Regions from separate parts of the Homo sapiens genome. Here region 1 is linked to region 2. Evidence: chromatin contacts called from ENCODE Hi-C or POLR2A ChIA-PET data. All regions are on one chromosome and are shown on one strand. Each heading gives the region's core, a stretch centred on a gene start or an enhancer-like site at or near the end of the contact. The rest is flanking DNA. Distances are from core to core; before and after follow the strand shown. Region 1 holds the start of XAB2 (XPA binding protein 2). Region 2 holds the start of GPR108 (G protein-coupled receptor 108).

Region 1 (3,873 bases), core at 1,374-3,873, 890 kb after region 2:
TTCATGGCTGTGGTTTTACTCTAGTTCATGCCATCAGCTCATATGCATCTGTCTTCCTACTTAGACTAAAAGCTCCGTGCAGGCAGGGAGTGTCTTAGTCACACTGTCCTCAGCACCCATCGCTATGCCTAATGTGAAACCAGTGTGAACAAACTATTTGGAAAATAAAGACATGAATCACGGACAACAACAAAACACATGCATCTCCAGGAGCCTCTTCCCACATCCCGTCTGCTGGGTGACATCCTACGCGGAGCTAGTGTCACAGTGAGGCCGTTTCTGGAAACTAACCTGGGGAACCAGCGCACCTGCTAGGCTCACCTTGAGGAAGCGCCGATAGCCTCGCACAGCTGTCTCAGGCAGTGGGTGTGAGCGCAGGAAGCGCAGATACAGGGGCCAAATTCGAGAGTGCTGCGTGATGGGCAGTGCCCGGAGGGCACGGTCGAAGGTGCGGCGGGTGTGTGTGACGCGCCCCTGGTCCATGAGGAACTGGCAGTAATCTAGCCACAGACGAGGCATCTGGGGGTGTGGGGAGAGGCGGCTGGGGCTAAGCCACGGACTCCATGGCCTGGCCACAGACACTCGATGTCCTGTGGCTGAGCCACACCTGGGGCCACCACATAAATGCGGCGGGACCCAGAAACCCCCAGCTCCAGGACTGAGTCCAGCCCAACTTCCCATGCAAAGAAGCAACAGGAATCCAAGCCCCCATCCCTAACATGCTGAGCCCAGCCCCTGTCCCCGCCCCACCCACCACCATGGACTGAGCTCCACTTCCCGATTCATCCCCTCGCCGAGCCCCAAACCTTGTGCATGAACACAAAGGCCCTCTCATGACAGTTGTTGACATCTTCATAGGCAGGGTCGGTCACACAGCGATGCTTCACCTGTGCCCGACGCGCCTTCAGGTATCGGTACCAGAGTTTGTAGCTGGGGAATAGGAGGGGACAGATGCTGATCGGTCAGCTTTATGGACACCCCCAGAACCATTTGCCCTGCCCCAGTTGGCAAATGTGGGAAGAAGGGGTGTGGGAGGGGTGACATGTCTCAGCAATGACAGGGACAGACTGGGACATCAGAGAAGGTGTGCTGACCCATCAAGGGATGTACAGGTCAGTGATGAAACACGAAGCAATCACCCGGGACCCGGGACCCACTTGGCAGTTTTGTTATAACTGGACCAGGTGGGGTGGGGGCTGGTGGGCAGGGCAGCTGGAGCCATTCCCACCTGCAGGGCAGCAGCTTGAGTGCCCGCTCGTATAGCTGATTGAGCCTGGGCTTCGGGGCGCCCTGTTTGAACTCGATGTAGCGAAGCCAGCATTTGACAGAGAATTGGTTCCGCATGATTTCCTCCTCATAGGGGAGGTCCTCTTCCTCCTGCCAGGGCCAGGGAATGGGAAGAAGAGAGGCCTACCCTCAGAGCCTGTGTGCAGCACCATCCCACTGCTGGGGCTCAGGTCCAAACTCCGGACTTTTACCTAGATCCCACCACCCACCAAGGAAGTCAGGTCACCAGATGCCCAGGCACCAAACCAGATGCCCGACACCAAGACAGTGGCCCAGACCTTTACCCCTCAGAATTCAACTACCCAAAATCGAACCCAAATCATCAGACTTCTCAGTCATTAGGGCTCTGGGCCAGGAATGAGTCCGCATCACCACTCGCTTTCTGCCCCAGATGGTCAGACTCCTTAGATACCAAGGCCCTGGCCCAGATGCCAGTCCTGGACACCAGACCCCACTTCTTCAAAACGTGCCTCTTCCCAGACACCAGGCCTTTGGCCCCTCAGACTCCCACTGTCACCATCTGACCCATCTCCACCCCAGGCCCAGATGACCAGATCTTTACCCCAGCCACCAGGGCTCTCAGGTCCAGATTCCAAGCCACTAGCCCCGCCCCCAGGATCCCACTAGCCAGCGTCTAGCTCAACTCTGCCCCAGAAATTAAAAGCTAGGCCTTTATCTCACAGGAGGAGTTATACACCAGAAGCCAAGCCTTTAACTCTGCACACCAAGAATCTGGTGAAGATGTCACGCCTCTACTCCAGAGAGTAAGTATTTCACTGGCCATCGCCTGACAAGCTCCACATCACCAGGGTTCTTCTAGCCTGGCCACCACCCCAGAAACTGTCATGCTGCAGTCCAGGCCTAGAGACCGCTATCCAGAAAACCAAGCCTTCATCCCAGAAACCAGAACCCTGGCCTCGTAAGCAAGCCTTTACTTCAGACACCGATCTTCACCTCTCAAGGTTCAGTTATGCGATCTTCCTCCTCTCCCATTCCCTGCACGCCCCCATTTCCGCCCCTGGTTCGGGAGGCTAGACGCTTCCCTTCGACAGTGGTTTTCTACTCAGACCCGAAGATACAACACCATATTTTTACTCCTGGACAGTTCGGTGCGGACATGACGATCCGGTCTCTGGCCCATTAGGGTTCCCAGACCTTGGCCTGGCAGTTTCGGCCTAAATCTCCTTGCCGACCCAGCCTCGATCCCCTGCGGCGTCCAGGTCCCAATGCCCCAACGCAGGCCACCCCCGGCTCCTCTGTGGACTCACGAAGACAAGGTCCGGCCGCTCGGGCCGCGAGAGTCGCGCCATCACCACCATTTTTCTGGATGCCCAGGTACAGGAGAGAGTCGCGCGCTTATGACGTCTACCACTGACGGCCCGCCCCTCCGAGCCAGACCCGTTTTCTATTGGTTAAATCATTTTTGACGGACAGGCCCACGTTATTGACTTCTTTTCGACGACGCCAGCGACCGGAAGCAGAATAGAGGCGCCAGAAGATGCGCCATCAGGATACACATTGGCCAATCAGCTTCAGCAATGGAGCGTGCAAAACACCAGTGAGCTTCTGTCTTGCTGGAGGGTCGGCTTTGGGCGGAACTGGCTTTGTTGACCGGGAGAAACGAGATGGGGGTGAAGCTGGAGATATTTCGGGTCAGTGGACACAGGAGTGGGTTGGGAGGCTGGGCAGGGGATCTTCCTGGATCTGAAGATGAGGTTGGAAATGGGGGGACTTCAAAGGAAGAGGGAGCTCCAAGGAGAAAGCTCTTAAGATTTGAGAGGAACCTTTCTGGTTGGAAATCCAGGAGAGGGGACGCTGGGCTGGGGGGGTTCTCGGATTTGGGCTTCTGGGTTTGGGGGCTGTGAGAGGGCTGGTCCGAGGAAGGACCTCAGAGAGGGGTGAGCTGAGAAGGGGGCTCTAAAGAAGGAAGACTTAAGATCCTGGGGGAGCTCTCGGGCTCGTGGTGGGTGGGTGTCTATGACAGGGAGATTCCTAGACTTCGAGAAGTGGAGTTGAAGAGTGACGCCTCCTGGGTTTGGGGGTGCTCCCGGGATCTTAAGTGGGGATGGGTAATGAGGTCTCGAGGAGATGCTTTTGATTGTAGCTGGGGCGTCTGTGTGTCTGTCTGTGTTTGAGAGGAAGACTCCAGCTCAGAGGGAACTTTCAGGAATGAGGCCTCCTGGATTATAGGAGTTAGGTTTTAGGGTGCGAGGTTTCTGTACCCTTGGTGGGAGTTCTGGGATTCTTGGGTCGGCCGTAACGAGGCGCTTCTGGACTCTGCAGTAGGATGGGTCCCCCAGGCTCTGAGGAGCCTCTGCACATTGCTTGGGGGGAGCTCACCTCACCCACCCTCTGCCATTCCAGATGATAATCTACCTCACTTTCCCTGTGGCTATGTTCTGGGTTTCCAATCAGGCCGAGTGGTTTGAGGACGATGTCATACAGCGCAAGGTGGGCATAAGAGGAGTGTTTGAGGGTTCATTCCAGGGGTGGGAGAGGGTGTGGGGCAGCAGTCTGCTGGGGACTAATGTCTGCCTCCCATAAGCCGACCCTGCCCTGATGTGGGGCTCTGGAGGCCTTTGGCTC
Region 2 (5,608 bases), core at 2,746-5,245:
ATGCTCCTTTCCTGGCACTGAATTGTTGCAGTTGTGGAAGTTCAGGCTGTACTGGCCTTCTTCCGCCTGAGAGCCGATCACCACGTGGAACTGGGCGGGCGGGGAGAGAGGAGGGCTCAGCCTGGGGGACCCGTGGTCTGGGGCGACAATCAGCTTGGGGGTCCCATGGTCTGGGGCGATGGTAGGGCTGCAGGAGGGCTCAGCTTGGGGGTCCCGTGCTCTGGGGTGACGGAAGGGCCGCAGGCGCTGCAAACACTCACACTGAAGTTGTAGGAGTTGTTGAGGTGGCTCAGGCCCAACACCAGGTCCTTGTCCTTCCCACTAGGACCCTGAAGGGACAGAGCCCCTCCATCAGCTGGTTCTGGGTCCCCGCAGGGCCCTGGGGTGTGCATCTTCCCTCCTGCCCCGCCTCCCCGAAACCTGAATCACTGCGGGTGTTGACTTGGGCTTGCTGGCTGCAGAGGTCCCTCCTGTAAGAGACCGGGCAGTGATTTTAAGAGATGGATGGATGGATAGAGGGGCAGTGGGAAAACGGCATGGGGAGTGCAAAGGGCAGACCTGCCCATCCACCCCCGTCTGCACAGCCAGCCTGACTCACCGCCATCCACCTTGCGGGGGACTGTGGCCTGTGGCTTCGGGAGCCCTGGTTTGGAGGGTGCTTCCGGGAGGAGCCCGGGAAAGATAAACAACGTCTTCTGCTCTCCATACTTCCGCACCTGGACCCTGGGGTGAGGGTGGGGTGGGGCATGAGGCTGGGGGGCTGAACTTGGCTCAGGCACCGGCAAAGGACTCAGTGGCCCCTTGGACCCTCTGCGTGTCCTCCCTGAGGGGCGGGGTCCAGTCGAGTCAGTTATCACTGAGTTTCAGCCTTTGGTTCCCACCGGTCAAGGAGGCTGCCGCCTTCCTGTGCTGCCTGCATCCGCAGTTATTCGTCATTTCCCATGACATCAATCTACTCTTTTTCTCTTTTCTTTAGAGACAGGGTCTTGCTCTGTCGCCCAAGCTGGAGCGCTGTAGTGCAATCACAGCTCACTGCAGCCTCAAATTCCTGGGATCAGGCAATCCTCCCACCTCAGCCACAGGAGCAGATGGAACCACAGGCGCACACCATCATGCTTGGCTAATTTTTAAATTTTCTAGAGACAGGGGTCTCCCTACGTTGCCCAGGCTGGTCTTGAACTCCTGGCTTCAAGTGATCCTCCTGGCTCAGCCAGTCTCCCAAAGCACTGGAATTAATGGCATGAGCCACCATGGCCAGCCCTACATTATTATTATTATTATTATTATTATTATTATTATTATTATTATTATTTTGAGACAGGCTCTTGATCTGTCGTCCAGGCTGGAGTGCAGCAGTGCAAACTTGGTTCACTGCAACCTCCACCTCCCCAGCTCAGGAGATCCTCTCACCTCAGCTTCCAGAGTAGCTGGGACTACAGGCGTGCACCACCATGCCTGGCTAATTCCTGTACATTTTTTGGTTTTTTAGTAAAGACAAGGTTTTGCCATGTTGCCCAGGCTGGTCTACAATTCCTGGGCCCAAGCAATCCTTTTGCCTCGGCCTCCCAAATACTGGGATTACAGGCGTAAGCCACTGCCTGGCCCTAAGTATATTATTTAAAAAGAAAACATTTTATCTACAGAAAAGCAACATGGTTTTGTCAGACCCTGGCCCCAGAATCCCAGTTCCTGGGACTCAGTTTTCTTGTCTGAAGAGCGGAGATGATCACAGGATAAGGAATGGGTGAGTTAGTGTATTAAAGCTCCGGGACACCGGAAGCACTCAACATGTGCGAACAATTGTTATTCATTCTCACAACAACCCTCTGTATCCGGGTCTTCTGCCCTGAGACACCAACACCCGCGGAGTCCCTCTCTCCTTCCTTCCAACAATCAGAAGACTTGAAGGCAAAACTAAAAAGTAAGTGGCTTTCTCTCTCTGCTTCTCATCCCACCTGATCAGCCCAGGTGCGTGTGGGCATCACACCAGGGAAACGCAGACGAAGGATCTGAGCGAGCCCCCGGTCCCCAACTCACTGCAGATCCTTGGTGTTGATGAGGAACAGGACCAGGAAACTGCTACTGTTTTTCTGGAGAGGGCAGTCCTGGAAATCCCGGGTCTGGGGGGTGGGCAGGAGGGAGTGAGTCTTGGTTACTCCTCTCCTGGTCCAGCTCCACCCTGTCTCCCTCCCTGTCCACCCACGGGATCTTCCTGCTCCTGCCTCTGACAAAGAACAGGGGCCCTTGGGTTACAGATGCAGAGGACAGACCCTACCCCCTCCCTCCAGCCCCTTCTCCCGTCTTCCCCATGCCCTCCACTCACTGAATAGGAGCGAACTCTGCCAGACCGAACCCGGCTGAGACTGAACCCCACCTGGTGGGTGGAAAAAAAAAGGGGAGGGTGTGAGGGACAGTAGAGACCTCCCAGCTATCCCTTTCAGTAGCAATAGAAACCTAACCTCACATTTACTGAACACCTAACATGTGCTAGATCCCACACGCTCTTTTTCTTTTTTAGAGTTGGGGTGGTGGGTGGACCTCATTCTGTTTCTCAAGCTGGAATACAGTGGCAGGATCATAGCTCACTACAGCCTCGAACTCCCAGGTTCAAACGATCCTCTCACCTCGGCCTCCCGACTGGCTGGGACTACAGGCACACCTCACCACGCCCGGCTAATTTTAAAAACTTTTTGTAGAGACGGGGTTCTCACTATGTTGCCCAGGCTGGTCTTGAACTCCTGGCCTCAGGCAATCCTCCCACCTTGGCCTCCCAAAGTGCTAGGACTACAAAGCCTGAGCCACCGCGCCCCGCCTGTCCCCCAAGTCTTAAGAAAAGTGCCTAGCACATCCTGTGTAAGACATCATTACTCCCAGGTACAGATGACGAAACAGGCTCAGAGAGATGACGGGACTTGTACAAGATCACATGGGTAGCGGCAGAGCTGGGAACCCAGAACCGGGGGATTGCACCGTGCTCTCCTCCAGCAAACTCCTCAAGGTCCCTCACCAGCAGGGACTTCTCTTCTGCCTCCCGGAGGCCCAGCCGCAGGACGCTCAACTCCACCTCCAGAGAGCCATTGGTGTAGAAACCGAAGCTGTTCAGCTGGATGTCCGCTCGCTTCTCCCCCTGCCGGAGACCAAGGAGGCAGAGGCAGTTCAGACCTCTTTCCGCCTGCCCAGCCCCAGGGGTCTGGCACGAGGACCTCCAGAAGGGCCTCCTGGTACCCCTCTATTTAGGACAGGCCCAGAGGATGACAAGAGAAAGTTGAGAGGGACTTCCTCCCTGCAGGGGAAGGGTGGTCCTGCATTCTCCGACCTCTGTTCTGAGAACCCAGGAACAGAGATCCTGCGGCACCTGGAAGTCTCCCCACTGGGGTGAGCACCGCCCGGAGAACAGTTATTCACCTCGGCGTGCCTGACCTTCACCTTCCCGAAGAACTTTTACATTCCAGTTGAGCTCCCAGCAATATTTCAACAGAACCCCCCAAATCCCATTAAGTGCCCAGAGGACCCCACTCTATAGCCCCCCAGGACCCCGCTGTGCGGCTCCAGGGTCTCTAGCGCCCCAAAAGTGATTCCAAGAATTTAAAGGACTAAGACCCAGTTGGGGGGAAGGGGGGTGTAGTCCCCAAGAGATGGAGCCTCGCCCCCGAAGGGAGGGGGCCGACCCCAGCGAGGCGGACCCGGCAACTCCATCCGGAGGACCGAAGGGGATCCCGGGACGAGACCACTCCGGGCCCGGAAACGGGGGGCGCCGGACCACTCCACCGCCTCGGGGACGGGGGAGGGCGGACGAGACCACTCCAAGCCAGGGGGCTTCTCCGAGACAAAGTTGCGCCACCGACCCCAGACCCTCGCGCGGCGGGCCTCACCGTCAGCGCCAGCTGGTGGATGCGCCCGGAGCAGCCACCCAGCAGCAGCACCAGAAGTAGCCGCTGCCCCCACTCCGCGGGGCTCCCGCGGCCGAGCCCCCTCCTCTCGCTCACTGCCATCTCTGGAGCCACCTCCTCCCCGACTCCGCCTCTGGCGCCCAAGCCCGCCCACCGATGAGCCAATCGCCGCACGGCGGGGCCCGGCCTTTCGGAGTTTCCAGTCCGCCAACCAATCAGCAATTGCCTCTCCGCAAGCCCGCCTGCTTGCGTCACCGACGGACAGCACCGGTTCCGAATGGGAGAGCCGATAACGCTTAACCCCCAGCTCACTCTCACCAATCGCTATAAAGATTGTCCGGATGTGATTTAATGAGCAGTTTATCTAACCAATTGTCATGGATCTGATATCCGGCCCTTAAAGCGGAATTTCTCCACCCACTCTTAACTGTCCGGGACTACATTACCCAGAATGCAGCGGGAGCAGACAAGGGCCACAAAGCATTAAATAAACTACCTTTCCCAGTATCCCCAAGGACGGACTTCCTCTTCTTGAGCCAGGGATGTGGCTCCCAGCCAGAGCTGAGGCTTTTGGTAAACACACGCATCTGTTCAGGCCTGACCTGTTTTCCTAATCTTCCTGGTCCACAGAGAGGCCTAAAGCTGGCCTCAGGTTAAAGTTTGACCCTAGGATGACCTATGACCCCAGGCTGAGACCCCAGCCTTAGGCTAAGCCTTTTATTCCAGAGTGAGGCAATTGGAGCCCCACCCCCAGATTCCAGGCTAGACCGGACTCCGGGCTGAACTCTGACCCCAGGTGAACTCCCTCTCTGCAAGTTGAGTCCTAACTTCAGCCTGAAACTCTGACACCCCCTCGTCCCCCACACCACACACTGAGGCTTAATCTCTGGTTTAGGCCACCGATCTGGACTAGCCCTGACTCCAGATTGGACCTGACCCCTTACCGGGTTGCTAATCCTTCTGGTTAAGCCTCTGGCCTCTATCCCCTATCCCCACGGTGGTGCTGACCTGGACTGAACCCCAATTCCAGTTTGAGTCTCTGAGCAGAGGTGAACTCAGAACTTTGCTAGGCTGAGCCCCCATTTGAGACTAGCCACAGAACTCACTGGGTTCAATTGCCCAACTGCAATCAGACATTTTCTAGCTCAGAAGCCACCAGCAGGTGGGGCCAGGTCTCAGCAGAGACATCAGTCCCAGTGTGGGCTCCCAAGGCTCTCCTCCTGGGCTCAGCTGTATCTCTCTGTTCTGGGAGCCTGGGTGCTCTGTGTAAGGGGAACGTATACCCAAGGGCCCCCCTGCAAGACGCCCAGCCTTGTCTGAGGCTGCAGAGAAAGCGCCAAAGCCCGGAGAGAATGGGAGTGGGAATCCCCAGTGCCTCCTCTCCTCTTTCATTCCAGCACCTCAAAGGGATTTACAAGGTGTGAACAGACTTTTATGGGAGAGGTGACAGACTTCCCTTCTCCAGGGCCCAGATGGCCCAGATGTCTGGGGGAGGGGCGGAGTCGGAATCTCAGGGGCAGTACTGAGAATGAAACCAGGTTAAACTGGAAAATGGGCAGATGCAGGCGCGAACTGGAAGGCAGCTGGGGAAAGGCCTGGGCCTGGCGCCCCAAGGACGGCCTGTCTTCAGTTTCCCAGCGGAGACTCTGGGGGAGGGAAGGCAGGATGCGGTGCGGGAGTTAATGGACCTGGCCTTGGCGAAGGCGCGTCCTGGGTTG

Evidence for each region. A loop is a pair of places that touch in the nucleus more often than their neighbours do. ChIA-PET counts read pairs that join two places held with the same protein, here RNA polymerase II (POLR2A). Pooled maps may share reads with other maps.
Region 1: a loop to region 2 is called in a map of ascending aorta, with 11 times the contacts of the local background. The contact joins the promoter of XAB2 here to the promoter of GPR108 in region 2. A Hi-C loop is called at or near these places in 2 of 168 maps with a recorded cell type or tissue (ascending aorta and gastrocnemius medialis), 1 of 37 single-sample maps with no recorded cell type and 13 of 50 pooled maps. POLR2A ChIA-PET finds 5 or more read pairs at or near these places in 1 of 52 experiments (HEK293T).

The regions. Positions count from the first base shown.
Region 1 is chr19:7,626,922-7,630,794 of GRCh38, forward strand. It overlaps XAB2 (XPA binding protein 2), which reads right to left and starts at 2,624. Exons shown (of 19, transcript NM_020196.3): 1 at 2,556-2,624; 2 at 1,229-1,377; 3 at 807-930; 4 at 322-519. The coding sequence starts at 2,606. It overlaps PET100 (PET100 cytochrome c oxidase chaperone), which reads left to right and starts at 2,872. Exons shown (of 4, transcript NM_001171155.2): 1 at 2,872-2,939; 2 at 3,652-3,738. The coding sequence starts at 2,913. It also overlaps a transcript of STXBP2 not described here. RefSeq lists enhancers at 2,536-2,655, 2,916-2,965.
Region 2 is chr19:6,733,585-6,739,192 of GRCh38, forward strand. GPR108 (G protein-coupled receptor 108) reads right to left here and starts at 3,996. Exons shown (of 18, transcript NM_001080452.2): 1 at 3,873-3,996; 2 at 3,008-3,127; 3 at 2,324-2,374; 4 at 2,038-2,120; 5 at 599-723; 6 at 421-470; 7 at 261-329; 8 at 1-90. The coding sequence starts at 3,992. MIR6791 (microRNA 6791) reads right to left here and starts at 3,194; the gene lies at 3,128-3,194. RefSeq lists enhancers at 1,579-2,347, 2,871-3,020, 4,461-4,520, 4,653-5,421, 5,501-5,590 and silencers at 2,811-2,965, 3,331-3,492, 3,641-3,810, 3,911-3,970.